2 separate regions of the Homo sapiens genome follow, and region 2 is linked to region 1. Evidence: read pairs that join two places in POLR2A ChIA-PET (ENCODE). Cell type or tissue: HCT116. All regions are shown on one strand. Each heading gives the region's core, and the rest is flanking DNA. Links, peaks and the distances in the headings are about the cores only. Region 1 has its middle 37 kb from the start of SIMC1. Region 2 holds the start of LOC124901146 (a long non-coding RNA gene).

The links. ChIA-PET counts read pairs that join two places held together with the same protein. Peaks named below come from ENCODE experiments on the same cell type or tissue, not always from the same donor. Only the 100,000 strongest peaks of a DNase experiment are listed, where the experiment ranks them.
Region 2: POLR2A ChIA-PET joins it to region 1 with 5 read pairs; 1 of 35 experiments calls an interaction of 5 or more read pairs at or near these places.

Annotation. Positions count from the first base shown.
Region 1 is chr5:176,193,442-176,209,210 of GRCh38, forward strand. It overlaps the pseudogene CEP192P1. Among named protein-coding and RNA genes, the nearest start is that of SIMC1, 37 kb to the right of the region's middle. RefSeq lists enhancers at 1,117-1,807, 3,939-4,440. In HCT116, for the core only: no CTCF peak of the experiment used is centred there; DNase peaks (open chromatin) are centred at 5,670 and 6,040; H3K4me3 peaks cover 1,235 bases.
Region 2 is chr5:177,931,544-177,947,312 of GRCh38, forward strand. It overlaps LOC124901146 (a long non-coding RNA gene), which reads right to left and starts at 7,927. Exons shown (of 3, transcript XR_007059075.1): 1 at 7,872-7,927; 2 at 3,124-3,185. It overlaps LOC100128340 (a long non-coding RNA gene), which reads left to right and starts at 7,984. Exons shown (of 4, transcript NR_149047.1): 1 at 7,984-8,223. RefSeq lists an enhancer at 8,005-8,605. In HCT116, for the core only: no CTCF peak of the experiment used is centred there; a DNase peak (open chromatin) is centred at 7,998; H3K4me3 peaks cover 1,575 bases.

The DNA.
Region 1 (15,769 bases), core at 2,784-10,783:
CCCCAATGCATCCTGATCTCACTATATTTGCACCCCAAACCCTGGCACCCAGGCCCCACGCGGCACTCCCTGTCCTCAGCGCAGCGGTACCCCTGTCCGTGGACCCTCAGCCCATCAACCTTCACCCCGTCCTCAGCACAGCAGCACCCCTATCTCACGAAACCAAGCCCCCCACCCTGCACCCTGTTCTCAGCAAAGCAGCACCCCTGCCCCGACACCCATTCCCCCACCCTGACCCCTGAAAACGAGCCCCCGGCCCTGCACCCGCTGTCAGCACAGCAGCACCCCTGCCCTGAATCCCAGCCCCGCCACCCTGAACCCCATCCTCAGCACAGCACCATCCATGCCTTTTGACGCCCGGGCCACCCGCCCTGCCCCACCCGTCCTCAGCACAGCAGCACCCCTGTCCTCTGACACCCAGTCCCAAAACCCGCACCGGTAAGTGTTGGCCCTGAGCCTCCCATGGCCCTGAAGGCCGCATCTTCAGGTGCTCTGTCCGCAGCAGCACGTAACTCCCAGGCTGCCCGGTGGGTTGAGGCCCACGGCAGCCTCACCAAGGGCTCCACCCCAGAAACGACAGGCTTTTAGATGTTTAAAGACCAGAGTGGCAAAAATGCAGGAGAGCAAAGGAGCCTTGCCTAAGAGACAGCTCCACTCCAGCAGCAGAGCTGGAGGAGGAATGAGGGAGGTAGAGCGCAGAAGGGAACTCAGGACTGGGCCATCTGCTGCAGAAACAGCAGGCCCAGGACAGTGGCGACTTCTGGGCTCCCCGGCCCTCTGCTCATGCTTGCTCAGAAAGGGCTGTCCTGTTTACTTCGGGAGGCGGCTTTGGCGGGAGGGGCAGCCACACTGGGACCTCCGGCTGTGGCTGGGTTCTGGGCACCAAGCCCGCTGCCAGGCCGGCGCCTGCTCCCGCAGACCTGCCATGCCAATGCTCTCCAAGCTGAGGCCGGGTGGCCTGCGACGCTCAGCCCGCTGCCCATCACAAGAAGAAAAGCGCTTATCAGGGCGCTGTGCGCACGGGGCCACCTTCGCGCTGGCCCGTGCGGGCACCCTCAGCCGGCGGGACTTTCACCTTTGCCGAGCAGCGGCGGCAGCACCGGATGTCTCCTTCGCCCCTGCGCACCGGGGTCGCGCAGAAAGGACGGTGGTTCTGACCGGCGGCTCTGCGGGGCGGGGTGCGGCGCTCAGCCCGGTCGCCCCATGCCTGCCCAGGGCTTGGTGGACCCGAGGGACACTGTGGGCATGGCACCTCTGGGCAGGGACTCCTGGGCAATCTGAGCTGCTGTACGCCCTGCTCTGGTCTCTGCCCGCCAGGCGAGCGCCGTGCGCGAGAGGAGCAGGCAGGGGAAGCACGCAGGCGGCATGTAGGAGAGGAGCGCGGACTGTGCAAGGGCAGGAGCGGGGCGGGGGCCAGGCAGGGGCAGGGGCAGGGGCAGGGGCAGGAGCGGGGAGCGGGCCAGGCAGGGATAGGAGCGGGTCGCCACAGGAGCGGGGCGCGGGTAAGAGCAAAGCCGGCCGGCAGAGGTGGGAGCAGGGCGTGGTGCTGGGAAGGCCACCACTAACCTGGGTCCGCTCGCCTTTGCACGCACAGCCCCTCCTTTCACCAGGTGCACCTGCCTGCAGTCCCTGTGCTTTGCCCTTTTTGCTGCACAAAGACAGCAGGGAAGCCGTGCAGGATGCAAGATCTGAGACTGCTAGGGTTGTGACCCGAGGACTCTGAGAACACCACCCTCCCCGCCAACCGCCCATCCCTACCCCAGCTCCAGGCTCCCCCAACCAGAGCGCATCCCCAGCCATTTCTCCTGAGGCAGAGGCTCGGTGGAGCTCAGCCTCTGTGGGGCTAGAGGCCAGAGGAAGGGAAGATATGGGCAGGGAAGGGGGCAGGAGAGCCTTTGTCAGCATCCAGGGCAGTGCAGAGGGTGGGGGTCCTGGAGGCCAGGCCTGGGAAAAATGTAACCAGGTTTGGAAAAACAAGAATTAGGGAGGCGGGAGGCAGACGCGTTGGTCAACAGGCACCAGGTGGCTGAGGCAGTCCAGAGGGGTGAGGGGCAGGCCTGTCAATGTCAGGCCCCGAGCTGGTAAGTTTCAACTCCCTACTGTTCTCTGGGAGGTTTCCAGAGAAACTAACTCCAGTGAGACAAATGTAACTTTCTTTAAGACTGGGAGGATCAATTTCTACATTTATTCAAAGAAGCAGTAAACATCTACAGGAGAATTTGGCTACTTTCCACCTCATTGGGGGAGTGTGGGGGGGGGCCTTCCCTCCTCTACACAGGAAAGCACGGGGTGTGGGACTAGGAGAGCCAGCATGGAGCCCCAGAGAATCCAGTTTTCCCCCGAAGAAATGATGCCCAGCATCACATTCACCTCTAACAAGGGGAAGCCATGGACCTGTCAGGGGGGTCCTGGGGTGAGGTAGGAGGTGGGTTCTGGGCTTCTGTGGGGAAAGTCCCTTTTCTTTCCATATCCCCCAGCTGCCTCTTGAGGTCTGGCCTGCACCCAGCCACAGACAGATGGAGGAAGGGAAGCCCATGGGGCCATGGGGTGGGAGGGCCCAGGAAGCTGGGCCTGGGGTGCCCCGGGGCCAGCCCCTCCTCTTTCTCCTGCATCCTGGCTGAGCTCAGGGCTGAATCAGTGATCTGCACATCACTGCAGATCTGAAAAAGTGAAGTCACCCTGGCAGGCAGGAGGAGGAGTTGCCAAGACGGGCTGGCTCGGACTTGGCCAACCGCTATGTCCAGAGCCGGCCTGCTGAGGGGTAGGTGGTGTGGGCAGCCAGCCCACGAGAGGTACCCTAAACCACTGGACCCTCTGCTGCCTGCCACCCACCCCCGCCAGGCTTTACAGAGCTGGAGTTGTCTCCCTTGGGTGCATACAAGCCCCGTTTCTGTTGCTAGCAGCTACACAGTCTTCACACTCAGGCCTATGCCCAGGGAAGGGACATTGTAGGTAGGGAGGGGCTGAGGGGGACTTTTGGCAACAGACAAGCTCCTGTGACTGTCCCCTAGGAGAATGAAGAGAGAAGGGGGTGGGCCTGAATAGCACCCCCCCGCCCCCACCTCCCAGGAACCTCTCTGGCCACATCTTGGCTGCTGCACAGACTGGATGCCTGGCTCAGCTCTGTGACCACCTCAGGGCCCATCTGAGCCTGCACTCCTGCCTGGCATCCCAGGCACTTTTCCCTTCTCCCCATCCCCACCCTTGGAGGGCTTGAGTGGACACCTGACACCAGGGGGAGATATGGTCTTCTCCTGGGGAAAAGGTCTGGGGAGCCTCATGTGGGTGCACCCCTGTACACTTGCATACGTGCACACATGCATACACCTGTGTTCACATGTGTGGACACACATGCACACGGATGCACACCTTCCTCCACATGCACACCCAGGGACCTGACCAGAGGATCACCCAGTAGAGAACAGAGGTGAAGCCTGCGGCCTGATGGCCTCAGCAACTACAGGGAGAGGAGACAGCCCTGCCTGGGTGTGGGCTCAGGATCCAAAACATCAGGCAGCAAAAAGGAGCTCCTCACCCGCACAAGGGAAATGGGGCCACCCCGAGGTCCCACAAGGGGAGGTGGAGGCAGAGTGGGTTGCAAGGCAGGCCCTGGCCCTGGCTTCTCTCGGTTCCTCGGGTGAGGAGGGCCTGCAGGGGGCTCTGCCTCCCTTTCTTGCCTTCCCTTAGTCGACTCTCTCTGAGCCTCAGTTTCCCCAGCTGGAAACATCTCCATCTCAGAAGGAGGGGTTGTAAGAATTAAAGAGGAGAGAAACACGGAGGGTGGCTCAATAGTCAGCAGGTTTATTTCAAACCTGGGAGGGACTTTTGTCCAAGTTAAGTCAGAAGCCGCACTCCCCTACATGCTAAAAGTTTTTAAGGATTCAGGGTGGGAGAGTTTATCAGAGGCTTGCACTGCTCCTATGTCTCTTTGTTGTGCTTATCTGGAAGGGAGAATTGTGTGTCTGTTCCCATACATCTTGCTTCAGCCGCAGGCATACCTCCCCCCTCCCCCGAGTCTGCTTTAGCTTCCCTATCTTAGTGCATCTGAAGGGAAAGGACAGTGATTATTAAGGCCCACTGGTTTACCGGGGCCCATTGTATGAGGGTGAAGTTTGGTAGTTACTTGAGAGACTTTCCCCCCTCCCCCCACCTCCCTCTGTGCCCAAGCTGTCTTATCTTTTACTGCCTGCTCTTTCTGGCTGCTGCTTGTAGTTAGAAGTGAAGTGATTTCCTTGAAATGCATGGGGCTAGAAAGGGAGCTGGAACTTAAAGTGGCAGTGTTTGTCTGAGATGACGGTGCTCCTGCTCTGTCACCCCTGCCTTTTCATGCCCGGGAACCCTGCCCTGCACCACCTCTGTCCTCTGCACTGCAGCAACTCTGCCCCTGACACTCAACACCACACCCTGCACCTCATCCTCAGTGCAGCAGCACCCCTGGCCCTGACACCCAGCCCCAAAACTTGCACCCGTAAGTGTTGTCCCTGACCTCCCATGGCCCCAAAGCCACATCTTCAGGTGCCCTCCCAGACAGCGGCACAGAACTCCCAGGCTGCAGGCTGGGTCTCAGCCCACTGCAGCCCCTCCAAGGGAGCCACCCCAGAAACCACAGGCTTTTAGGTTTTTAAAGACCAGGTGGCAAAAACGCAGGAGAGCAAAGCAACCTTGCCAAAGAGAGCCTCTGCACTCCTCTGCCAGCCAAAGTGGCAGAGCTGGAGGAGGAATGAGGAAGGTAGAGCTCAAAAAGGAAACCAGGAATCGCCACACTGTCTTCCACAATGGTTGAACTAATTTACACTCCTACCAACAGTGTAAAAGCGTTCCTATTTCTCCACATCCTCAAGGATCTAGAAATAGAAATGCAATTTGACCCAGCAATCCCATTACTGGGTATATACCCAAAGGATTATCAATCATTCTACTATAAAGACACAAGCACACATATGTTTATTGCGGCACTGTTCCACAATAGCAAAGACTTGGAACCAACCCAAATGTCCATCAATGATAGACTGGATAAAGAAAACGTGGCACATATACACCATGGAATACTATGCAGCCATAAAAAAGGATGAGTTCCTGTCCTTTGCAGGGACATGGATGAAGCTGGGAAACATCATTCTCAGCAAACTAACACAGGAACAGAAAACCAAACACCACATGTTCTCACTCATAAGTGGGAGTTGAACAATGAGAATACATGGACACAGGGAGGGGAACATCACACACTGGGGCCTGTTGGGGGCTGGGGGGAGGGATAGCATTAGGAGAAATACCTAATGTTGATGACAGGTTGATGGGTGCAACAAACCACCATGGCCCATGTATACCTGTTAACCAACCTGCACATTCTGCACATGTACCCCAGAACTTAAAGCATAATAAAATAAAATTTTAAAAAAGGAAACCAGGACTGCACCATCTCCTTCAAAAACAGCAGACCCGTGCCACTCGTGGCTTCCTGGGCTCCCTGCCCCTTCGCCCACACCTGCCCCGAAAGAGCTGTCCTGTTTGCTTCAGGACACCGGCTTTGGCGCTTGGGACAACCACGCTGGGAACTCCCACTGCGCTAGGTTCTGGGCACCAGCCCCGCTGCCCGCGGGCGCCTGCTCCTGTCAGAGACCTGCCCGCCGCCCGCCACCAGTGCGCTCCCAGCCGAGGCCAGGTGGCCAGTCACACGCAGCCCGCTGCCCAGCGCAAGCAGAAAGGTGCTTCTCAAAGCCTCGGCTCCGCCGCTTGGCACTCTGGGCCACCTTTGCACTGGCCGATGCGGGCGCCTGCAGCCAGCAAGACTTACTTTTGTGAGCAGCCTCGGCGCACCGGATGTCGTCTTTGCCATCCCCAGTGGGCGCTGGGGCCGCGTCTGGAGAGACAGTGGCTCTGGCCGGCGGGGTGCGGCGCTAAGCCCGACCGCCCCATGCCTGCCCGGGTGAGGCCGACGTGGGCGTGGCACCTCGGGGCAGGGACTCCAGAGCACTCAGCGGCTGCGCGCCCTGCTCTGTCACTGTTGGGCTAGGCGGGTGCCGGCTGCTGGCGAGGAGCCGGAAGGGGCAGCGCAAGGCGGCGGGTGGGAGTGGGCACGGGCCGGGCTTAGCTAGGAGCGGGGCACGGATAGGAGCGGCGCACGCGTAGGAGCGGGGCGCGGGCAGGTACAGAACGCGGGCAGGAGCAGGACGCGGAGGGGAGCGGGGCGCGGGCTGGCAGAGGTCAGAACAGGACGCGGTAGCAGCGGGGCGCCACTAGGCAGGGATAGGAGCGTGGGGCGGTAGCTGCCAGACAGGCGGGTGCTGGAAAGGCCACCAGTATCCTGGGTCAGCGCACCTCTGCAAGCACAGCCGCTCCTTTCAAACAGGTGCGCCCTTTCCACTGCACAGCGGGCAAGGAAACCAGGTGGGGATGCAAGATCTGGTACTGCTGGGGTTGCTGGGGTTGCGACCCAGAAGACTCTGAGAACAACGCCCTCTCCCCAACCCCCCATCCCTACCCCAGCTTCAGGCTCCCCCGCAGCGCACCCCCAGCCATTTCTCAGAGGCAGAGGCACAGTGTAGCTGGGCCTCTGCATGGCCAAAGGTGGGAGGAGGGGAGGAGCTGGTTAGGGAGGGGGAAGGACAGCCTTCGTCAGCATCCAGGGCAGTGCAGAGGGTGGGGGTCCTGGAGGCCTGGCCAAGAAGAAATGTAACCAGTTGTGGAAAAACAGGAGTTAGAGAGCAGGGAGGCAAAGGCGTTGGTCAACAGACACCAGGTAGCTGAGGCACTCCGGAGGGCTGAGGGAGGGGTGAGGGGCAGGCCTCTCACTATCAGGCCCAGAGCTCTAGCTCGTAAGTTTCAGCTCCCTACTGTTCTCTGGGAGGTTTCCCAAGAAAACTCCATTGAGACAAATGTAACTTTCTTTAAGGCTGGGATGATCAATTTCTGTTTATTCAAAGCAGTAGCAAACTTTTTCTATGGGAGAATTTGGCCACTTTCAGCCTCATGGGGGGAGTGTGGAGGGGGTGGCCTTCCCCCTTCTACACAGGGGAAGTGGGATGTGGGACTGGCAGCCTAGGAGAGCCAGCAGCAGAGAGGAACTGGAGCCCCAAAGAATCCAATTTTCCCCCAAATAAATGATGCCCAGGATCACATTCACCTCTAATAATGGGAAGCCACTGGACCTGTGCTGGGGGATCCTGGGGTGAGCCTACGACCTGGGGCTTATACCCAGTGCCTAGGACCCGGGGCTCACACCCAGAGCCTAGGACTTGGGGCTTACACCCACAGCCTAGGACCCGGGGCTTACACCCAGAGCCTAGGACTTGGGGCTTATACCCAGAGCCTAGGAAACAAAGCTTATACCCAGAGCCTAGGACCCGGGGCTTATACCCAGAGCCTAGGACTTGGGGCTTATACACAGAGCCAAGGACTTGGGGCTTATACACAGAGCCAAGGACGTGGGGCTTATACCCAGAGCCTAGGAAACAAAGCTTATACCCAGAGCCTGGGATATGGAGCTTATACCCAAAGACTAAATCACAAGGCTTATACCCAGAGCCGAGGACACAAGGCTTATATCCAGAGTTTAGGACCCGGGTCTTATACACTGAGCCTAGGACACTGGGCTTGTACTCAGAGCCTAGGACATGGAGCTTATACCCAGAGCCTAGGAAACACAAGTCTTATACCCAGAAAAAACGTGGGGCTTATACCCAGAGCCTAGGACCCGGGGCTTATACACTACTTATACTCTACTTTTAGTAGAGACGGAGTTTCACCATGTTGGCCAGGCTGGTCTCAAACTCCTGACCTCAGGTGATCCACCCGCCTCAGCCTCCCAAAATGCTGGGATTACAGGCATGAGCCATTGTACCCAGCCATACAGTACAGAAGCAAGTTTAAAAATAAAATATTTATTTGAATAACAAGCTTACACTGGAGCTGCAATGTTGGCAATGCAGATTTTGAACACGGATCACAAAAAGCATGCATAAAATCCTACTGGCCCAGAGAACAAACCACTGCTCAGAATTAGGCTAAATAGCTGCTGCTTTTAAGAAAATAAAAGGCCTGAAATCAATATACAACATTTTTTAAAATGTATTGGCCGGGCGGGTGCCTGTAATTCCAGCACTTTGGGAGGCCAAAATAGGAGGATCACCTGAGGTCAGGAGTTCAAGACCAGCCTGGCCAACATGGTGAAACTCCGTCTCTACTAAAAATAAAAAATTAGCTGGGTGTGGTGACACACGCCTGTAGTCCCAGCTACCTGGGAGGCTGAGGCAGAAAAATTGCTTGAACCTGGGAGGAGGAGATGGCAGTGAGCCATGATCATGCTATTGCACTCCAGCCTGGGCAACGGGTAAGACTCCATCTCAGGGAAAAAAAAAAAAAAAAAAGGTATTAAACACTACCATATACAGAACAATCTTTGTTACTGACTATATTTAAAAATTATTTGCATAGTTATTACATATTGCAAATGAGCATAATACATGAACTTTCTTTTGGAAGGCAATTCCTTTTTACATACAATAAGAAACATCTAATTTCAGCTGGGCGCGGTGGCTGATGCCTATAATTCCAGCAGTTTGTGGGGCCAACATAGGCACATCATCTGAGGTCAGGAGTTGGAGAGCAGCCTGCCGAACATGGCGAAAACCTGTCTCTACTAAAAATACAAAAATTAGCCAGGCATGGTGGCGGGCGCCTGTAGTCCCAGCTCCTTAGGGAGGCTGAGGCAGGAGAATCGCTTGAACCCGGGAGGCAGAGGTTGCAGTGAGCTGAGATTCTGCCACTGCACTCTGGCCTGGGCAACAAGAGCAAAACTTGGCCTAAAAAAAAAAAACCCTAATTACATCACATTGCAAATATCTCATTTTTCCTGTCAATAAACAGTTAATAGTATTACTGTAAATATCAGGAAGGCTACAAAAATATAAGATTTCTTTTGGTCTTCACAGTGTTTTTTATGCAGTGAAGCACTTACTGTATTGAACAGAATGCAGTACTAGAAAATGTCCTGGGTGTGAGATGCTCGAGTGCCAAAACTAGGCTTTTCTTTTCTTTTTTTTTTGAGATGGAGTCTCACTCTCTCACCAGGCTGGGGTGCAGTGGTGCAATCTCGGCTCACTGCAACCTCTGCCCCCCGGGTTCAAGTGATTCTCCTGCCCCAGCCTCCCAAGTCAGTGGGACTACAGGCGCCCGCCACCATACCCGGCTAATTTTTTTGTATTTTTAGTAGAGACGGGGTTTCACCATGTTGGCCAGGATGGTCTCAATCTCTTGACCTCGTGATCCACCCACCTGGGGCTCCTAAAGTGCTGGGATTATAGGCTTGAGCCACCGAGCCCGGTCCAAGACCAGGCTTTTCAAATCAAAGATAAAAGAATCATGCAACCCTCTTACAACTGGGATACCATCCTGTGTCACTTGCCAATACTGTCTTTCCAGAAAACCATTCAAGACACTAAAAAAAGATCAGACTTATATGATAAACACACATAGAATGAAAAGACACCAACTGCTATTTGACACTACTATTGGTAATGTCTGTCATATGTGAAAGTACTTTTTATTTTATTATTTGAGACTGAGTTTTGCTCTTGTTGCCCAGGCTGGAGTGCAATGGCACGATCTCTGCTCACCGCAACCTCCGCCTCCCGGGTTCAAGTGATTGTCCTACCTCAGCCTCCCGAGTAGCTGGGATTATAGGCATGTGCCACCACGCCTGGCTACTTTTCTGTATTTTTAGTAGAGATAGAGTTTCACCATGTTGGTCAGGCTGGTCTCGAAATCAGAACCTCCGGTGATCTGCCTGCCTCGGCCTCCCATAGTGCTGGGATCACAGGCATGAGCCACTGTGCCTGCCTGTGAAAGCACTTTTAAAAAGAGAGCACGTCTGCTGCCTGGTCACATTCTGTACCTGTTCCCAAACCCCGAAGCCAGTGATGTCAGTGGCTGCATGGGCATTGAACGTGTACATTATTCCTGCAGCTTTCCTGTTGACCTGGACCATGTTCATCAATGTTTTTCAATACATTAATTCTACATCTTCTTGGATGACCACTAGTTTTATTTCATTTTTCAGAAATATCCAGCCACTGGTGCACAGCCATTGCCACTTGTGCCCCCAGGGGATCTTGTCAACTCCAGTATGTCCCCCCAGCACTGTGTTATCTGGCATAATAAATGTAGTTGGGCTGTAGTTGTAGTGACTCCTCCCAAAACAACCCAGGAGTTTAATACTGTTTGGCCACCGGTTACAGACACTGCTCCTCCTTCCGCTGCGGCTTTAAAAGCCTATCTAATCGGCTGGGTGTGATGGTGGCTCAGACCTATAATCCCAGCACTTTGGGAGTCCGAGGTGGGTGGATCACCTGAGGTCAGGAGTTTGAGACCGGCCTGGCCAACATGGTGAAACCCCATCTCTACTAAAAATACAGCAAATTAGCTGGGCGTGGCGGCGCATGACTGTAATCCCAGCTACTCGGGAGGCTGAGGTAGGAGAATTGCTTGGGTGGCAGAGTAAGACTCTGTCTCAAAAAAAAAAAATAAAATGTTATCTCATCAGGGACAACACCTTTCCCTGCCAGTCATTTTGTTACCAATGAAAGAAAACATATTCAAATCAATTTTTAGTTCAGAAAATGTTTTACTGTATCTTTTAACTTTTTTATTGTTCTGCATTTTTTACGTTAAAAACACCTACCATATATATTTTTTTCTGTTTTGTTTCCTTTTTTTTTTTTTTCAAGAAATGTTTTTGTTACTTTCCTTTTTAATTTTTTCACTGACCATTACCATTATTTATATACCATGTACCTAGAGAGTTTCCAACGTTCCTCTTGTTATTGGCTTTTAATTTTATGCCATTTTGGTCTGAGAAGATACTTGCTATGATTTTCATTTTTTAAATGCTTTTTTGAGATTTGTTTTGTGGCCTAAAATGTGGTCTATCCTGGAGAACGTTTTGTGAGCTGATGAGAAGAATGCAGTTCTGCAGTTGGTGGGTGAAATGTTCTGTAATTACCTGTGAGGTCCCTTTGACTTCTCTTGGAGTCAGTCTGGTCTTTGTTACTTTTCTGCCTAGAGGGTGTGTCTGTTGCTGAAAGTGGGTTTTGGAGTCCCCAGCTATTATTGTCTGTCTCTGTCTGTTGCTCGAATAACTCTTACTTTAATAACTGGGGCTCCTGTGTCAGGTGTGTTTACATTGACAACTGTCCTACCTTCTTGCTGAATTGATCCCTTTATCATTTTATAATGACCTTTATTTTCTATTTTTGTGCTTTTTTGACTTAAAGCCTACTTTGTGTGACAAGCATAGCTGCACATACTCACTTTTGGTAACACCTTTCATTTCTTATCATCTTCATTGAATCTCACTCTTCACATTTACCAAAATGTCTACTTTTGAGCCGCGGCAATTCTTTGAATCTTCAGATCCACCACATGCTGATCAAGCCTTCCTTTTTGTCTGTACTCTGAGGAATCCCGAACAGGCATTTTTGCAAGAAAGTCTAGGAGGGAAACATAAATCTATGTGTCAGAAGAATTAACATAGAAAATAGTGTGTCCCGGTTAACAAAAGTTCTCATTGTAAAGTGTTATGCACAAGACTATGAAATTTCATGTGCCATAAATAAAATTGTCTTGATTTGTCTAAAACTACGTTTTGTCTAAAACTACTTTTAAAAATTACATGTTACTCTAATAAATGTATTTTTGGCTGGGCGCAGTGGCTTACGCCTGTAATCCCAGCACTTTGGGAGGCCGAGGCAGGTGGATCACGAGGTCAGGAGATCGAGACCATCCTGGCTAACACAGTGAAACCCTGCCTCTACTAAAAATACAAAAAAAAATTAGCCGGGCTTGGTGGCGGGTGCCTGTAGTCCCAGCTACTCAGGAGGCTGAGGCAGGAGAATGGCGTGGACCTGGGAGGTGGAGGTTGCAGTGAGCCGAGACTGCGCCACTGCACTCCAGCCTGGGCGACAGAGCAAGACTCTGTCTCAAAAACAACAACAACAAAAAAAAAACAAATATTTTTTCCAACTATATTCTTTCTTTTTTTCAAGATTATTTTGCCTATATTGGGTTCGTTGTATTTCTACTGGGTCCACTTGTCTACAAAAAAGTCTTTTGACAGGGATTGTGTGGAATCTACAGATTAATTTGGGAAACACTGACATATTAACGTTAAGTCTTTCAATCCATGCATGCAAAATGTCTTTCTTTTTATTTAGGTCTTCTTTAGTTTCTTTGAAAAATGTTTTCTAGGCTGGGCGCGGTGGCTCACGCCTATAATCCCAGCACTTTGGGAGGCCGAGGCGGGCAGATCACGAGGTCAGGAGTTCAAGAACAGCCTGGCCAACATGGTGAAACCCCGTCTCCACTAAAAATACAAAAATTAGCTGGGCATGGTGGTGTGCACCTGTAATCTCACCTACTGGGGAGGCTGAGGCAGGAGAATGGCTTGAACCCAGGAAGCAGAGGTTGCAGTGAGCCGAGATTATGTCACTGCACTCCAGCCTGGGTGACAAGCAAGACTTCATCTCAAAAAAAAAAAAAAAAAAAGAAAAAGAAAAATGTTTTCTAGTTTTCAGTGCACAAGTTTTACACTTCTTTTGTTAAATTTATTCCTAAGCATTTTATTATTTTTGATGCTATTGTAAATGGAATGTGTTAATCTATTCTTGCATTACTATAAATAAATACCTGAGACTGAGTAATTTATAAAGACAAGAGGTTTAATTGGCTCATGGTTCTGCAGTCTGTACAAGCAGCACAGCAGCTTCTGCTTCTGGGAAGGCCTCAGGAAGCTTCCAATCATGGCAGAAGGCAAAGGAGAAGTGAGGTATCTCACATGGTGAAAGCAGAAGGAAGAGGGGGTGGGGGTGGGGGTGCCATATACTTTTGTTTGTTTGAGACGGAGTCTCACTCTGTCACTCTGGCTGGAGTATAGTGGCATGATCTTGGCTCACTGCAACCTCTGCCTGCCAGGTTCAAGTGATTCTCCCACCACAGCCTCCCGAGTAGATGAGATTATAAGCACATGCCACCATGCTCGGCTAATTTTTGTATTTTTAGTAGAGACAGGGTTTCACCATGTTGGCCAGGCTGGTTTTGAACTCCAGACCTCAAGTGATCCACCCACCTCGGCCTCCCAGAGTGCTGGGATTACAAATGTGAGCCACCGCACCCAGTCTATATCATTTTTTTTTTTTTTTTTTTTGAGATGGAGTCTCACTCTGTCACCCAGGCTGGAGTGCGGTGGTGTGATCTTGGCTCACTGCACCCTCCACCTCCCGGGTTCAAGCAACTCTCGTGCCTCAGCCTCCCAAGTAGCTGTGACTACAGGTGAGCGCCACCATGTCCAGCTGATTTTTTGTATTTTAGTAGAGATGGGGTTTCACTGTGTTGCCCAGGCTGGTCTCGAACTCCTGAGCTCAGAAAATCCACCTGCCTCAGCCTCCCAAAGTGCTCACAGGCATGAGCCGCTGCACCTGGCTGGGGCCTATGTACTTTTAAACAACCAGATCTCATGAGATCTCCCTCACTATCATGAGAATGGCACCACGGGAATGGTGCTAAACCATTCGTGAGAAACCGCCTCCATGGTCCAATCACCCCCCACCATGCCCGACCTCAAACAGAGAAACCGCCTCCAGGGTCCAATCACCTCCCACCATGCCCGACCTCAAACAGAGAAACCGCCTCCATGGTCCAGTCACCTCCCACCATGCCCGACCTCAAACAGAGAAACCGCCTCCATGATCCAATCACCTCCCTCCATGCCCGACCTCAAACAGAGAAACCGCCTCCAGGGTCCAATCACCCCCCACCATGCCCGACCTCAAACAGAGAAACCGCCTCCATGGTCCAATCACCTCCCACCATGCCCGACCTCAAACAGAGAAACCGCCTCCATGGTCCAATCATCCCCCACCATGCCCGACCTCAAACAGAGAAACCGCCTCCAGGGTCCAATCACCCCCCACCATGCCCGACCTCAAACAGAGAAACCGCCTCCAGGGTCCAATCACCCCCCACCATGCCCAACCTCAAACAGAGAAACCGCCTCCATGGTCCAATCACCCCCCACCATGCCCGACCTCAAACAGAGAAACCGCCTCCATGGTCCAATCACCTCCCACCATGCCCGACCTCAAACAGAGAAACCGCCTCCATGATCCAATCACCTCCCACCATGCCCGACCTCAAACAGAGAAACCGCCTCCAGGGTCCAATCACCCCCCACCATGCCCGACCTCAAACATTGAGGATTACAATTTGACAGTCCCCAATGTCAGGTCCTTTCCACATTTCATGCCTTCCCAACAGTCCCCTAAAGTCTTAACTCATTCCAGCATTAACTCAAAAGTCCAAAGTCCAAAGTCTCATCTGAGACAAGGCTAGTTCCTTCCACCTATAGGTCTGTAAAATCAAAAACAAGTTAGTTACTTCCAAGATACAATTGAGGTATAGGAATTAGGTAAATATTCCCATTCCAAAAGGGAGAAATTGACCAAAACAAAGGGGCTACAGGCCCCATGCAAGTCTGAAACCCAGCAGGGCAGTCATTAAATCCTAAAACTCCAAAATAATCTCCTTTGACTCCATGTCCCACATCCAGGGCAACTGATGGAAGGGGTGGACTCCCAAGGCCTTGGGCAACTCTGCCCCTGTGGCTTTGCAAGGCTCAGCCCCCGACACCACTCTCAAGGGCTGGTTTTGAGTACCTGAAGCTTTTCCAGGCACAGAGTGCAAGCTGCTGGTGGATCTACCATTCTGGGGTCTGGAAGATGGTGGATCTCTTCTCACAGCTCCACTAGGAAGTGTTCCAATGGGGACTCTGCATGGGAAATCCAACCCCACATTTCCCCTCCTCACTGCCCTGGTAGAGGTTCTCCATGCTGCTGCATGGGGCAGAGCCTTCATGGAGGACCTCTACTAGGGCAGTGAGGCTTCTGCTTAGACATTCAGGCTTTGCTATACATCCTCTGAAATATAGGCAGAGGCTCCAAAGCCTCAACTCTTGCACTCTGTGAACTCACAGGCATATTACCACATGGAAGCCACCAAGGCTTATGGCTTGCACCCTCTGAAGCAGTGGCCTAAGCTGTACCTGGGCCTGTTTGAGCCATGGCTAGGCTGGGATGCAGGGAGCAGTGTCCTGAGGCTGCACAGGACAGCAGGAGCCCTAGGTCTGGCCCAGAAAACCATTCTTCCCTTCTAGGCCTCTGAGTCTGTGATGGGAGGGGCCGTGGTGAAGGTCTCTGAAATGTCTTCTAGGCTTTTCCCCCATTGTCTTGGCTATTAGCACTTGGCACCTTTTTACATATGCAAATTTCTGCAGCCTGCTTGAATTCATCCCCTGAAAAGGGCCTTTTCTTTCCAGGCTGCAAAATTTCCAAACTTTTACACTCTGCTTCCCCTTTAAATATAAGTTCCAACTTTAGGTCATTTCTTTGCTCATGCATATGAGTGTAGGTTGTTAGAAGCAACTAGGTCACATCTTGAATGCTGTGCTGCTTAGAAATTTCTTCCACCAGATAGCCTAAATCATCACTCTCAAGTTCAAAGTTCCACAGATCCCTACGGCAGGGGCACAATGCAGCTATGCACCCAGGTTCTTTGCTAAGGTATAACAAAAGTGACCTTTGCTCCAGTTCCCATCAAGTTCCTCATTTGCATTTGAGACCTCATCAGCCTGGCCTTCACTGTCCACATCACTACTAGCATTTTGGTCTAACCATTCAACCAGTCTCTAAGTTCCAAGCTTTCCCTCATCTTCCTGTCGGTT
Region 2 (15,769 bases), core at 3,840-11,839, 1.7 Mb after region 1:
GGCTGGGCAAAGGGGGAGGCTGACCTATGATGCTATCTCAGCAGAAGCCTCAGCTGGCCTGAGGATGGGATGACCCCTCAGGACTGTCCCGAGTCAAAGCAAAAGTTCGGGTACTTGGCACCCCACATTGGTGCCAGGGACCCCACATTGGGTCATTGGATGTAGGCCTCCCTGGGAATGGAGCATGAGGGCTGTCAACTTTCTGCAGGCAGTACTCCCAGCAGCTGGGGTAATAAGTCCTTTATTCCTGCAGAGGGACCTGGGTGGCACCTTACAGAGTCCTTCACAGTCACCTCTTGGATCCACTTCATGTAAGTTCTGCGAGAAGCTCTTCTAGGAGGCAACTTGAAGAGGAAAATTACTGGGATGAACTCCAACCCCTACCTCTGAAGTTTTGGGGTCTCAGGGCTGCAACTGACATCCTCACCTGCCCACTCCACTACCCATTATAGACCACCTCACTCTCAGACGACATCTCTGTTGGTCTCCTGATTACCTGAGGGAACTGAGACCCTGGTCACCATGCTATTTTCAGGCCAGGGTTGCTACACTTGTCAACTTAACATCAAAATTGGGCAAGGGAGTACCAAGAAGCACCCAAGGGCATCGCCTGGATGTCAAACATATTCCTCCCAGACCCCATATGCAACCGCTTCTGGATGCCAGGATGCGACTCCTCTTCTTACCGCTGGCCCCTTGATGCAAGGACAAGAAACCCAGAGTGCCAAGGAGGCGACTGTGCTTCGACTTTGAGGGACTCTGGCTGTGCCACCTTGCAGAAGTATTTTCTCTTTGGGAACAAGGACCTCTAAACTTACGGAACCCAGAGTTGAGGGACAGAAAGCACAAATTCTTTAAGTGGGCCACTGGGCCACTTAAGCTTCTACCCCTAGGTTCCTAGACCCGTGTATTCTGCCCAGTGGGGATGCAGTGCCATATATAGTATTTGATTTGAAGTGATACTGCATCTTGGAGGATGGTACTGAAACCTTGTGAAGGCTTGTTTCTGAACTGGCATTGCAGCTCTGTCTTCATCGGGCCAGCAGCTTTGGGGTCATGTGGTGTGCAGTATTAACAGTGGATCCCTGGTCATGGGCCAGCCCACTCCCGCCCCTGCAGGGTTATTGCTATAAGATGGGCTGTTGAGTCAGAAGTGATGTTATGTGGCATCCTGTGCCAGTGAATCAAACACTTCATAGACCCTTGAGCAGAGAATCCATGGGCAGGAAAGGCAAATCTCTATCTGGAACTGGTCTCTATTCCTGATCTTTCAGGAGAGGGTCCAATGTAGTCATCTGCCACATGCCAAGCCAAACCAATCTCAGTTTTATCCTCTTCAGCTGGTGACATGGGAGTCCCCCATGTGGCCATTCGAATGAGCTGAGGCTGCTGGTGCCTCAGTGGGGATGATGTGGGGTCTGGGCTACCTGCCGTGTAGCTTGCTGGTGTCCTCAAGGCGTGCTCATGTTTGACCCGGGATGTCCCCACCATGTTAGATTGATTGATTGGGTCTGGCAGACCCAGCTCATGACAGGCAGTTCCAGCTGCCTGATCACTCGGTGTCTCATGTCTGGGTGTTGTGTGTCACATGAGGGCTAGTAGCACAGGCACACCAGGACCTGTTTTCAGAAGGTGAATAATCCTTTGCTGCTAATTGTAATTCACTCCCAAATTTTAGGGAGTCTCCAGATCCTAAGGGATTCTCCCACTGGAGCTTGCATTCTTCACTGGCATCTCTTCCTATCACTCACATGGCTGACACCATAGGGTCTGCTGAGTACTGTATGGCTCAAGGGATGGGGTTGATGGCTCCAGCAGCCTGACACTTTTGCAGAATCCTTTCTTGCTCTGGGCCTTGGCAGCCTTTCATGGCATTGGCATATGGGGTTGGAGCAGTATTCCTAGCTATGAAATATGTTGCCTCCAGATCTACCTATCAGGTGTTAGGATTTCTTCTTCATGGTGGGAGGTAAAAGATTAAATAATTTATCTTTGCTTTGTAGGTATGTCCCAGTATTCACCAGACCATTGAATTCCTAGAAATTTTACTAATGTGGTGGCCTCTCGATCTTCAGTAGTTTTCTCTCTCACCCTTTGGCTTCCAGCATGCTAGGTACCGCTTGTCTATCTGCCTGATCAGCATGATGACATCAGTGTACTGGATCAGTGTGATGTTCTGCAGGATGTCCGATGATCCAGATCTTTTTGGATGGTCATGACAGAGCTCTGATGAAAGTTGTGAATGTATACTGTTGTCCCTTCCATGTGAATGTGAACTCTTTCTGATTCTCTTTCTTGATTGAGATGGAAATGAGCATATTCACCAGATTAATGGCTTCATAACATGTACCTGAATTCAATTTTTTTTGAGATGGAATCTCACTCTGTCACCCAGGCTGGAGTGCAGTGGGGCGTGATCTTGGCTCACACAACCTTTGCCTCCCAGGTGAAGTGATTCTCCTGCCTCAGCCTCCTGAGTAGCTGGGATTACAGGCGTGAGCCACCATGCCTGGCCAGTTTTTGTTATTTTTAATAGAGATGGGGTTTATCATGTTGACCAAGCTGGTCTCAAACTCCTGACTTCAAATGATCCACCAACCTCAGCCTCCCAAATGCTGGGACTGTAGGCATGAGCCATTTCGCCTGGCTCCCTGAATTCATATTAATCTTCTCTAGCAGCAATACCACACCTAGCAAGGAAGCTGCAATGGGGCTACTAGTTGTTGCACTTCTGGTAGTTTCCATGGGGAACAGACTGGTGAATTAAATGGGACTATAATAGGAATGATCATCCATGCATCTTTTAGATCTTTAAGAACAGCACTCATCTTTGCCATCCCCTGGGATGTAATACTGCTTTTTATTTGCTATCTTGGCCAGAAGGGGGAGTTTCAGAGGCTTCCACTTGGATTTCCCCACTATGATAGCTCTTACCTCACAGGATAAAGGGCTTGTGTCAATTACTAAGTATGTCAATTACAGTTATACATTTGGAGACCACTGAGGGTGGGACCTTGGACTGTGGGTGAGCTGGACCTAAGCTAGAACTCCATTTATCACCTGGCTCCCTTAGGAGGGGCCATGCTAATGCTCTGGGTTTCCCCTTCCCCAGTACACAGTTACCTGAGTAACGTTGGGAAGAAATGGAGGAATCCTCGCTGTGTGCAGTCATGGGGTTCTTCCTCCTGGGGACATAGGCTTTCTGTCAATCAAGTTTCCACGTCCAAGAACTTGCTCAGGGATGGACATTGGGGAAGGGATTTTTACTTTTTTTTAAATTAAGGTGACTGTCCTTAGCTTCCCAGCCATCCATCCGTGCTGTTTTTGATTATGCAGATACAGTAGTATCCTTGTTGGCTCCATATCTATGTGGCCCCTAGGGGTGCCAAGTTCTATTCACTCCACAGGTCTCTGTAGGTCAGGCTCCCCTGGCCTCCTCTCTACCCTACCACTCACCACAATGACATCTTCCTGCCTTCTGATGGTGCCATGGTCTGAATGTTGGTGTCTCCCCAAAATTCATACGTTGAAACCTGACCACCAATGTGAGGGTATCAGGAGGTGGGGCCTTTGGAAGGCGATTGGGTCATGAAGGTGGAGCCTCATGAATGGGACTAGTGCCCTAATGAAAAGATGTCCCAGCATGCTGCCCTGCCTGTTCTACACTCTGAGGACACAGTGAGAAGGCACCATCTATGAGCCAGAAAGTGGGCCTTCAGCAGACACCAAATCTACTTTGATCTTGGACTTCCCGGCCTCCAGAACTGTTAGAAATGAATTTCTTTATAAGCCACCCAGCCTATGGCATTTTGTTACAGCAGCACTAAGGTAGATGGCTTCTAGTTTTCCAAGGTCCTTGGGATCATTTCTGTGAGTAAGCCTGGTTGTACAGTGGCAATTCCTCCTGCCAGCCCTGGTCCCCAGAGAGGAGCCATCACTGAATTTCTAAGTGATCCATTCCTAACAGCCTTGGTAAGTGGGTTATCATCTGGGTCCTGTGTGCAGCACAGGCCTCTGGGAGTTCCAGCCTTACATGGCACACCTCCTCTGGTGGGCCCACCTCTCTGAGCCTAAGTGCCAAGGGCCTACCGTCTGCTCCAGCAGTTCTCACTTCATGCTGGCCGCTGCTTTTTCCCATGTTTCTAGGAATCATCTGCAGTGAGTTTGCACCATCTCCTGGGACACTGGTGAGAGTATTAAATCCTGTATCCTGGGAGAGTTCTCCCAAGTTGATAAATACTCCCTTATCTAACCTTACCTTCTGACCTCCTTGACCAGACACCCTTGGATTCCAGTCCCATGTTCCTGCAGACCTGTGCTGGGTAGGTCCTACAGCTCCTTTGGGGTATAGCCCCATCTTTCCTCACCAGGCTCAACATGCCCACAGCTGGTTGCTGTTGTGACTTCATCCTAGTCATTGGCCTAATGACCAGGAGGACAGACAAGGCAGAGCCTGAGCCGGGGACGTGTTGTCTGGCTGGGGAGAGGCCTCTGCACAGTGTCCAGGCAAGGAGGGAGGGAGTGCCAGCCCTTAGCGGCAGGGGCGGCATTCCTGCCAGCTCAGAGGGCTCAGTGGGGATATAGAGAGTCCATCGTTTGTAGAGACCTCAACCTAAATGTTCCCAGCCTGTGTGTCAGAGTTGTACTCTCTCTCTCTCTCTCTCCTTTTTTTTTTTTTTTTGGCAAGGGGTAGGGGGACAGAGTGTCGCTATGTCACCCAGGCTGGAGTACAGTGGTGCGATCTCAGCTCACTGGAACCTCCGCCTCCCGGATTCAAGTGATTCTCCTGCCTCAGCCTCCTGAGTAGCTGGGATTACAGGTGCATGCCACCACACTTGGCTAATTTTCATATTTTTAATAGAGACAGGGATTCACCATGTTGGCCAGGCTGGTTTTTCATATTTTTAGTAGATACAGGGATTCACCACGTTGGCCAGGCTGGTTTCTAACTCTTGACCTCGTGATCCACCCACCTCGGCCTCCCAAAGTGCTGAGATTACAAGCGTGAGCCACTGTGTCAGGCCACAGGGTTGCGCTCTCTTCTAACCAGGGCCCTGGCCTTGGCACAGTAGACCTGCCTTGGTTGGAGTTGCATCTTCTGTGGATCCTGAGCCTGGTTTCTGCTTTCTCCGTCCTCCTGGTGCAGATGAGAGCCTCTTTAAACGCCAACAGAAGGGCCTCTGGCTTTCACGTTAGCCTTTAATTGCTGAGCTGGGACTACAGGCATGTGTCACCACACCCAGCTAATTTTTTATTTTTAGTAGAGACGGAGTTTCACCATGTTGGCCAGGCTGGTCTTGAACTCCTGACCTCAGGTGATCCTCCTATCTTGGCCTCCCAAAGTGCTGGAATTACAGGCACCCGCCCAGCCAATACATTTTAAAAAATGTTGTATATTGATTTCAGGCCTTTTATTTTCTTAAAAGCAGCAGCTATTTAGCCTAATTCTGAGCAGTGGTTTGTTCTCTGGGCCAGTAGGATTTTATGCATGCTTTTTGTGATCCGTGTTCAAAATCTGCATTGCCAACATTGCAGCTCCAATGTAAGCTTGTTATTCAAATAAATATTTAATTTTTAAACTTGCTTCTGTACTGTATGGCTGGGTACAGTGGCTCATGCCTGTAATCCCAGCATTTTGGGAGGCTGAGGCTGGTGGATCACCTGAGGTCAGGAGTTTGAGACCAGCCTGGCCAGCATGGTGAAACCTCGTCTCTACTAAAAATACAAAGATTAGTTGGCCATGGTGGTGGGCACCTGTAATCCCAGCTACTCAGGAGGCTGAGGCAGAAGAATCACTTAAACCCGGGTGGCAGAGGTTGCAGTGAGCTGAGATCATGCCACTGCACTCCAGCCTGGGCGACAGAGTGAGACTCCATCTCAAAAAAAAAAAAAAAAAAAAAAATTGCTCCTGTATTACCAGATGCCCCTTTTAGTATTATTTTAGAAGCATTGGGAGAGTTTTGGCTAAAGTGCAATTTACCAGAAAACACTAGATTTTAGCTTTATAAAACTTAAATCTTTCATAGGACCTATATTTTCTTGAATTAAATTTTGCAGTTCTAGGCCAGGCACAGTGGCTCATGCCTGTAATCCCAGCATTTGGGAGGCCGAGGCGGGTGGATCATGTGAGGTCAGGAGTTCAAGACCAGCCTGGCCAACATGGTGAAACTCCGTCTCTACTAAAAGTAGAATATAAGTAGTGTATAAGCCCTGGGTCCTAGGCTCTGGGTATAAGCCTCACGTTTTTTCTGGGTATAAGACTTGTGTTTCCTAGGCTCTGGATATAAGCTACATGTCCTAGGCTCTGAGTACAAGCCCAATGTCCTAGGCTCCGTGTATAAGACCCGGGTCCTAAACTCTGGATATAAGCCTTGTGTCCTCGGCTCTGGGTATAAGCCTTGTGTTTTAGTCTTTGGGTATAAGCTCCATATCCTAGGCTCTGGGTATAAGCTTTGTTTCCTAGGCTCTGGGTATAAGCCCCACGTCCTTGGCTCTGTGTATAAGCCCCAAGTCCTAGGCTCTGGGTATAAGCCCCAAATCCTAGGCTCTGGGTATAAGCCCCGGGTCCTAGGCTCTGGGTATAAGCCCCGGGTCCTAGGCTCTGGGTATAAGCCCCAAGTCCTAGGCTCTGGGTGTAAGCCCCGGGTCCTAGGCTCTGGGTGTAAGCCCCGGGTCCTAGGCTCTGGGTGTAAGCCCCGGGTCCTAGGCTCTGGGTGTAAGCCCCGGGTCCTAGGCTCTGGGTGTAAGCCCCGGGTCCTAGGCTGTGGGTGTAAGCCCCGGGTCCTAGGCTCTGGGTGTAAGCCCCGGGTCCTAGGCGCTGGGTATAAGCCCCGGGTCGTAGGCTCACCCCAGGACCCCCCAGCACAGGTCCAGTGGCTTCCCGTTATTAGAGGTGAATGTGATCCTGGGCATCATTTATTTGGGGGAAAATTGGATTCTTTGGGGCTCCAGTTCCTCTCTGCTGCTGGCTCTCCTAGGCTGCCAGTCCCACATCCCACTTCCCCTGTGTAGAAGGGGGAAGGCCACCCCCTCCACACTCCCCCCCATGAGGCTGAAAGTGGCCAAATTCTCCCATAGAAAAAGTTTGCTGCGGCTTTGAATAAACATAGAAATTGATCATCCCAGCCTTAAAGAAAGTTACATTTGTCTCAGTGGAGTTTTCTTGGGAAACCTCCCAGAGAACAGTAGGGAGCTGAAACTTACGAGCTAGAGCTCTGGGCCTGATAGTGAGAGGCCTGCCCCTCAGCCCTCCGGAGTGCCTCAGCCACCTGGTGTCTGTTGACCAACGCCTTTGCCTCCCTGCTCTCTAACTCCTGTTTTTCCACAACTGGTTACATTTCTTCTTGGCCAGGCCTCCAGGACCCCCACCCTCTGCACTGCCCTGGATGCTGACGAAGGCTCTCCTTCCCTCTCCCTAACCAGCTCCTCCCCTCCTCCCACCTTTGGCCATGCAGAGGCCCAGCTACACTGTGCCTCTGCCTCTGAGAAATGGCTGGGGGTGCGCTGCGGGGGTGCGCTGCTGGGGAGCCTGGAGCTGGGGTAGGGATGGGGGGTTGGGGAGAGGGTGTTGTTCTCAGAGTCCTCTGGGTCGCAACCCCAGCAACCCCAGCAGTACCAGATCTTGCATCCCCACCTGGTTTCCTTGCCCGCTGTGCAGTGGAAAGGGCGCACCTGTTTGAAAGGAGCGGCTGTGCTTGCAGAGGTGCGCTGACCCAGGATACTGGTGGCCTTTCCAGCACCCGCCTGTCTGGCAGCTACCGCCCCACGCTCCTATCCCTGCTTAGTGGAGCCCCGCTGCTACCGCGTCCTGTTCTGACCTCTGCCAGCCCGCGCCCCGCTCCCCTCCGCGTCCTGCTGCCCGCGTTCTGTACCTGCCCGCGCCCCGCTCCTACGCGTGCGCCACTCCTATCCGTGCCCCGCTCCTAGCTAAGCCCGGCCCGTGCCCACTCCCACCCGCCGCCTTGCGCTGCCCCTTCCGGCTCCTCCCCAGCAGCCGGCACCCGCCTGGCCCAACAGTGACAGAGCAGGGCGCGCAGCCGCTGAGTGCTCTGGAGTCCCTGCCCCGAGGTGCCACGCCCACGTCGGCCTCACCCGGGCAGGCATGGGGCGGTCGGGCTTAGCGCCGCACCCCGCCGGCCAGAGCCACCGTCTCTCCAGACGCGGCCCCAGCGCCCACTGGGGATGGCAAAGACGACATCCGGTGCGCCGAGGCTGCTCACAAAAGTAAGTCTTGCTGGCTGCAGGCGCCCGCATCGGCCAGTGCAAAGGTGGCCCAGAGTGCCAAGCGGCGGAGCCGAGCTTTGAGAAGCACCTTTCTGCTTGCGCTGGGCAGCGGGCTGCGTGTGACTGGCCACCTGGCCTCGGCTGGGAGCGCACTGGTGGCGGGCGGCGGGCAGGTCTCTGACAGGAGCAGGCGCCCGCGAGCAGCGGGGCTGGTGCCCAGAACCTAGCGCAGTGGGAGTTCCCAGCGTGGTTGTCCCAAGCACCAAAGCCGGTGTCCTGAAGCAAACAGGGCAGCTCTTTCGGGGCAGGTGTGGGCGAAGGGGCGGGGAGCCCAGGAAGCCACGAGTGGCACGGGTCTGCTGTTTTTGAAGGAGACGGTGCAGTCCTGGTTTCCTTTTTTAAAATTTTATTTTATTATGCTTTAAGTTCTGGGGTACATGTGCAGAAAGTGCAGGTTGGTTAACAGGTATACATGGGCCACGGTGGTTTGTTGCACCCATCAACCCGTCATCAACATTAGGTATTTCTCCTAATGCTATCCCTCCCCCCAGCCCCCGACAGGCCCCAGTGTGTGATGTTCCCCTCCCTGTGTCCATGTATTCTCATTGTTCAACTCCCACTTATGAGTGAGAACATGTGGTGTTTGGTTTTCTGTTCCTGTGTTAGTTTGCTGAGAATGATGTTTCCCAGCTTCATCCATGTCCCTGCAAAGGACAGGAACTCATCCTTTTTTATGGCTGCATAGTGTATATGTGCCACGTTTTCTTTATCCAGTCTATCATTGATGGACATTTGGGTTGGTTCCAAGTCTTTGCTATTGTGGAACAGTGCCGCAATAAACATATGTGTGCTTGTGTCTTTATAGTAGAATGATTGATAATCCTTTGGGTATATACCCAGTAATGGGATTGCTGGGTCAAATTGTATTTCTATTTCTAGATCCTTGAGGATGTGGAGAAATAGGAACGCTTTTACACTGTTGGTAGGAGTGTAAATTAGTTCAACCATTGTGGAAGACAGTGTGGCGATTCCTGGTTTCCTTTTTGAGCTCTACCTTCCTCATTCCTCCTCCAGCTCTGCCGCTTTGGCTGGCAGAGGAGTGCAGAGGCTCTCTTTGGCAAGGTTGCTTTGCTCTCCTGCGTTTTTGCCACCTGGTCTTTAAAAACCTAAAAGCCTGTGGTTTCTGGGGTGGCTCCCTTGGAGGGGCTGCAGTGGGCTGAGACCCAGCCTGCAGCCTGGGAGTTCTGTGCCACTGTCTGGGAGGGCACCTGAAGATGTGGCTTTGGGGCCATGGGAGGTCAGGGACAACACTTATGGGTGCAAGTTTTGGGTCTGGGTGTCGGGGCCAGGGGTGCTGCTGCACTGAGGATGAGGTGCAGGGTGTGGTGTTGAGTGTCAGGGGCAGAGTTGCTGCAGTGCAGAGGACAGAGGTGGTGCAGGGCAGGGTTCCTGGGCATGAAAAGGCAGGGGTGACAGAGCAGGAGCACCGTCATCTCAGACAAACACCGCCACTTTAAGTTCCAGCTCCCTTTCTAGCCCCATGCATTTCAAGGATATCACTTAACTTCTAACTACAAGCAGCAGCCAGAAAGAGCAGGCAGTAAAAGATAAGACAGCTTGGGCACAGAGGGAGGTGGGGGGAGGGGGGAAAGTCTCTCAAGTAACTACCAAACTTCACCCTCATACAATGGGCCCCAGTAAACCAGTGGGCCTTAATAATCACAGTCCTTTCCCTTCAGATGCGCTAAGATAGGGAAGCTAAAGCAGACTCGGGGGAGGGGAGGTATGCCTGCGGCTGAAGCAAGATGTATGGGAACAGACACACAATTCTCCCTCCCAGATAAGCACAACAAAGAGACATAGGAGCAGTGCAAGCCTCTGATAAACTCTCCCACCCTGAATCCTTAAAAACTTTTAGCATGTAGGGGAGTGCGGCTTCTGACTTGACTTGGACAGAAGTCCCTCCCAGGTTTGAAATAAACCTGCTGACTGTTGAGCCACCCTTCGTGTTTCTCTCCTCTTTAATTCTTACAACCCCTCCTTCTGAGATGGAGATGTTTCCAGCTGGGGAAACTGAGGCTCAGAGAGAGTCGACTAAGGGAAGGCAAGAAAGGGAGGCAGAGCCCCCTGCAGGCCCTCCTCACCCGAGGAACTGAGAGAAGCCAGGGCCAGGGCCTGGCCTGCCTTGCAACCCACTCTGCCTCCACCTCTCCTTGTGGGACCTCGGGGTGGCCCCATTTCCCTTGTGCGGGCGAGGAGCTCCTTTTTGCTGCCTGATGTTTTGGATCCTGAGCCCACACCCAGGCAGGGCTGTCTCCTCTCCCTATAGTTGCTGAGGCCATCAGGCCGCAGGCTTCACCTCTGTTCTCTACTGGGTGATCCTCTGGTCAGGTCCCTGGGTGTGCATGTGGAGGAAGGTGTGCATCCGTGTGCATGTGTGTCCACACATGTGAACACAGGTGTATGCATGTGTGCACGTATGCAAGTGTACAGGGGTGCACCCACATGAGGCTCCCCAGACCTTTTCCCCAGGAGAAGACCATATCTCCCCCTGGTGTCAGGTGTCCACTCAAGCCCTCCAAGGGTGGGGATGGGGAGAAGGGAAAAGTGCCTGGGATGCCAGGCAGGAGTGCAGGCTCAGATGGGCCCTGAGGTGGTCACAGAGCTGAGCCAGGCATCCAGTCTGTGCAGCAGCCAAGATGTGGCCAGAGAGGTTCCTGGGAGGTGGGGGCGGGGGGGTGCTATTCAGGCCCACCCCCTTCTCTCTTCATTCTCCTAGGGGACAGTCACAGGAGCTTGTCTGTTGCCAAAAGTCCCCCTCAGCCCCTCCCTACCTACAATGTCCCTTCCCTGGGCATAGGCCTGAGTGTGAAGACTGTGTAGCTGCTAGCAACAGAAACGGGGCTTGTATGCACCCAAGGGAGACAACTCCAGCTCTGTAAAGCCTGGCGGGGGTGGGTGGCAGGCAGCAGAGGGTCCAGTGGTTTAGGGTACCTCTCGTGGGCTGGCTGCCCACACCACCTACCCCTCAGCAGGCCGGCTCTGGACATAGCGGTTGGCCAAGTCCGAGCCAGCCCGTCTTTGCAACTCCTCCTCCTGCCTGCCAGGGTGACTTCACTTTTTCAGATCTGCAGTGATGTGCAGATCACTGATTCAGCCCTGAGCTCAGCCAGGATGCAGGAGAAAGAGGAGGGGCTGGCCCCGGGGCACCCCAGGCCCAGCTTCCTGGGCCCTCCCACCCCATGGCCCCATGGGCTTCCCTTCCTCCATCTGTCTGTGGCTGGGTGCAGGCCAGACCTCAAGAGGCAGCTGGGGGATATGGAAAGAACAGGGACTTTCCCCACAGAAGCCCAGAACCCACCTCCTACCTCACCCCAGGACCCCCCTGACAGGTCCATGGCTTCCCCTTTTTAGAGGTGAATGTGATGCTGGGCATCATTTCTTCGGGGGAAAACTGGATTCTCTGGGGCTCCATGCTGGCTCTCCTAGTCCCACACCCCGTGCTTTCCTGTGTAGAGGAGGGAAGGGCCCCCCCCACTCCCCCAATGAGGTGGAAAGTAGCCAAATTCTCCTGTAGATGTTTACTGCTTCTTTGAATAAATGTAGAAATTGATCCTCCCAGTCTTAAAGAAAGTTACATTTGTCTCACTGGAGTTGGTTTCTCCGGAAACCTCCCAGAGAACAGTAGGGAGTTGAAACTTACCAGCTCGGGGCCTGACATTGACAGGCCTGCCCCTCACCCCTCTGGACTGCCTCAGCCACCTGGTGCCTGTTGACCAACGCCTCTGCCTCCCGCCTCCCTAATTCTTGTTTTTCCAAACCTGGTTACATTTTTCCCAGGCCTGGCCTCCAGGACCCCCACCCTCTGCACTGCCCTGGATGCTGACAAACGCTCTCCTGCCCCCTTCCCTGCCCATATCTTCCCTTCCTCTGGCCTCTAGCCCCACAGAGGCTGAGCTCCACCGAGCCTCTGCCTCAGGAGAAATGGCTGGGGATGCGCTCTGGTGGGGGGAGCCTGGAGCTGGGGTAGGGATGGGCGGTTGGCGGGGAGGGTGGTGTTCTCAGAGTCCTCGGGTCACAACCCCAGCAGTCTCAGATCTTGCATCCTGCACGGCTTCCCTGCTGTCTTTGTGCAGCAAAAAGGGCAAAGCACAGGGACTGCAGGCAGGTGCACCTGGTGAAAGGAGGGGCTGTGCGTGCAAAGGCGAGCGGACCCAGGTTAGTGGTGGCCTTCCCAGCACCACGCCCTGCTCCCGCCTGCGCCCTGCTCCTACCTCTGCCGGCCGGCTTTGCTCTTACCCGCGCCCCGCTCCTGTGGCGACCCGCTCCTATCCCTGCCTGGCCCGCTCCCCGCTCCTGCCCCTGCCCCTGCCCCTGCCTGGCCCCCGCCCCGCTCCTGCCCTTGCACAGTCCGCGCTCCTCTCCTACATGCCGCCTGCGTGCTTCCCCTGCCTGCTCCTCTCGCGCACGGCGCTCGCCTGGCGGGCAGAGACCAGAGCAGGGCGTACAGCAGCTCAGATTGCCCAGGAGTCCCTGCCCAGAGGTGCCATGCCCACAGTGTCCCTCGGGTCCACCAAGCCCTGGGCAGGCATGGGGCGACCGGGCTGAGCGCCGCACCCCGCCCCGCAGAGCCGCCGGTCAGAACCACCGTCCTTTCTGCGCGACCCCGGTGCGCAGGGGCGAAGGAGACATCCGGTGCTGCTGCCGCTGCTCGGCAAAAGTGAAAGTCCCGCCGGCTGAGGGTGCCCTCACGGGCCAGCGCGAAGGTGGCCCCGTGCGCACAGCGCCCTGATAATTGCTTTTTTTCTTGTGATGGGCATCGGGCTGAGCGTCGCAGGCCACCCGGCCTCAGCTTGGAGAGCATTGGCATGGCAGGTCTGCAGGAGCAGGCGCCGGCCTGGCAGCGGGCTTGGTGCCCAGAACCCAGCCACAGCCGGAGGTCCCAATGTGGCTGCCCCTCCCGCCAAAGCCGCCTCCCGAAGTAAACAGGACAGCCCTTTCTGAGCAAGCATGAGCAGAGGGCCGGGGAGCCCAGAAGTCGCCACTGTCCTGGGCCTGCTGTTTCTGCAGCAGATGGCCCAGTCCTGAGTTCCCTTCTGCGCTCTACCTCCCTCATTCCTCCTCCAGCTCTGCTGCTGGAGTGGAGCGGTCTCTTAGGCAAGGCTACTTTGCTCTCCTGCATTTTTGCCACTCTGGTCTTTAAACATCTAAAAGCCTGTCGTTTCTGGGGTGGAACCCTTGGTGAGGCTGCCGTGGGCCTCAACCCACCGGGCAGCCTGGGAGTTACGTGCTGCTGCGGACAGAGCACCTGAAGATACGGCCTTCAGGGCCATGGGAGGCTCAGGGCCAACACTTACCGGTGCGGGTTTTGGGACTGGGTGTCAGAGGACAGGGGTGCTGCTGTGCTGAGGACAGGTGGGGCAGGGCGGGTGGCCCGGGCATCAAAAGGCATGGATGGTGCTGTGCTGAGGGCGGGGTTCAGGGTGGCGGGGCTGGGATTCAGGGCAGGGGTGCTGCTGTGCTGAGGACAGCGGGTGCAGGGCCGGGGGCTCGTTTTCAGGGGTCAGGGTGGGGGAATGGGTGTCGGGGCAGGGGTGCTGCTTTGCTGAGGACAGGGTGCAGGGTGGGGGGCTTGGTTTCATGATACAGGGGTGCTGTTGTGCTGAGGACGGGGTGAATGTTGACGGGCTGAAGGTCCAGGTACAGGGGTACCACTGCGCTGAGGACAGGGAGTGCCGCGTGGGGCCTGGGTGCCAGGGTTTGGGGTGCAAATATAGTGAGGTCAGGATGCATTGGGGAGAGTGCCGCAGGGACCTCGGGAGCTGTCACATGGCAGGGAGAGGCCGCAGTCAACACCCTGTGTCATGATTTCTTCCCCACCTGTGTGTGGCCAGGCGCAGGGGACTAGACAGTGGCTGCCAAACAGGGAGTGCACCCCGGCGGTGGCTGTAGGGGACCACGACAGTGGGGCCACCTCTCCCTGCGTGTCTGCACCTGGGCCTGCCAGGGCTGTCTGCCATGCTCCATGGGGTGGGGGTCTTCGGCCCCTGGGAGGCTGCCGGTCGGTGTGACTTGGAGAGGTTGTGGTCAGGGGTCCCCTGGGGGCTGTGATGCAGTAACTAACTGCACCCTTTGGGGCTGGGAGGGGTGAGAAGGTTCTAGGCCTCCCAGAGCCCACCTGGCTCCTCCATCAGAAAGGCAGCCAGGCTTGGGGTTGAGGAGGTGATGCTGTGCCCCCTGAGGCAGGCTCCACTTTCCCCAGGGGACCTTGGCTCTAGGGTGAGGCCCAGGCCTGGGAATGGCTCTGAGATCATCCCTGGGCCTCCGTGGAGCTCTGGCGTCACGGCTGTGTGGTTGTGGGGACTTCCCCACACAGTATGTTCTTGCCTTGCATCCACTCAGACAGAGAGCTTACATTTTTATACTTGTTTATCATTGTGAGTTTTGAATAAATTTTTATAACTTTGTTTCAATTAATCTTTACTATCTTCAGCTAGACTTAATCAAAAATTAAATCAATTCTTTATTATTAAAATTCATAGGACTAAAAAAGTATAAAAATTGAACTAATTAAACCTTCAAAGAATATTTTTATATATTTGCAATATTTTTGCTTCTAAAATCAATTAAAGTGCATGAGAAATTTTGGAATATTCAGCATACACACACACACACATATACACACATATCTGTGACAAATCAATTCAGTATTTTCAAATAGAAGAAACAAGCCTTTCTTTTAGTTCAGAAGCTTTATTTTAGTATTTCTTATAAGGTAGGAGTGCTGGCAGCAAATTTTCTGTCTTTGTTTATTGGGGAATATCTTTATTTTTAAAGGATAGATTTGCCGGACACGGCATTTTTAGTTGACAATTTTTTTTCTTTCATTCTTTGACTATGCCATCCCATTGCCTTCCCACCATTGTTTCTTTCTTCTTCTTCTTCTTTTTTTTTTTTGAGACGGAGTCTCCCTCTGTTTGTTGCCCAGGCTGGAGTGCAGTGGTGTGATCTCAGCCCACTGCAACCTCTGCCTCCCAGGTTCAAGCGATTCTCCAGCCTTAGCCTCCGAGGAGCTGATATTACAGGCACGCACAAACATGCCCAGCTAATTTTTGTATTTTTAGTAGAGACAGGGTTTCATCATGTTGGCCAGGCTAGTCTCGAACTCCTGACCTCAGGTAATCCACCTGCCTTGGCCTCACAAAGTGCTGGGATTACAAGCGTGAGCCACCGTGCCTGGCTTCACCATTGTTTCTGATCAGAAATCAGTGGCTAATTTTATCGTGGTGCTCTTGTACATGAAGAGAAGTTTTTGTCTTACTGTTTTCAATATTTACTCTTTGTCTTTTCATAGCTTGACACAGGTGTGTAGGAGTGGATATCTTGATTTTTATTTTACTAAAAGTAAACATTGATTCTATAGATTAATGTTTTATATCAAATTTGGTAAGTTTTCAGCCATTATTTCTGTAAATAGTTCTTTGTTTCCCCTCTTCTTTCTTTCTGAGACTCTCTTTCTACATATATTGTGCTTGATGTTTCATAA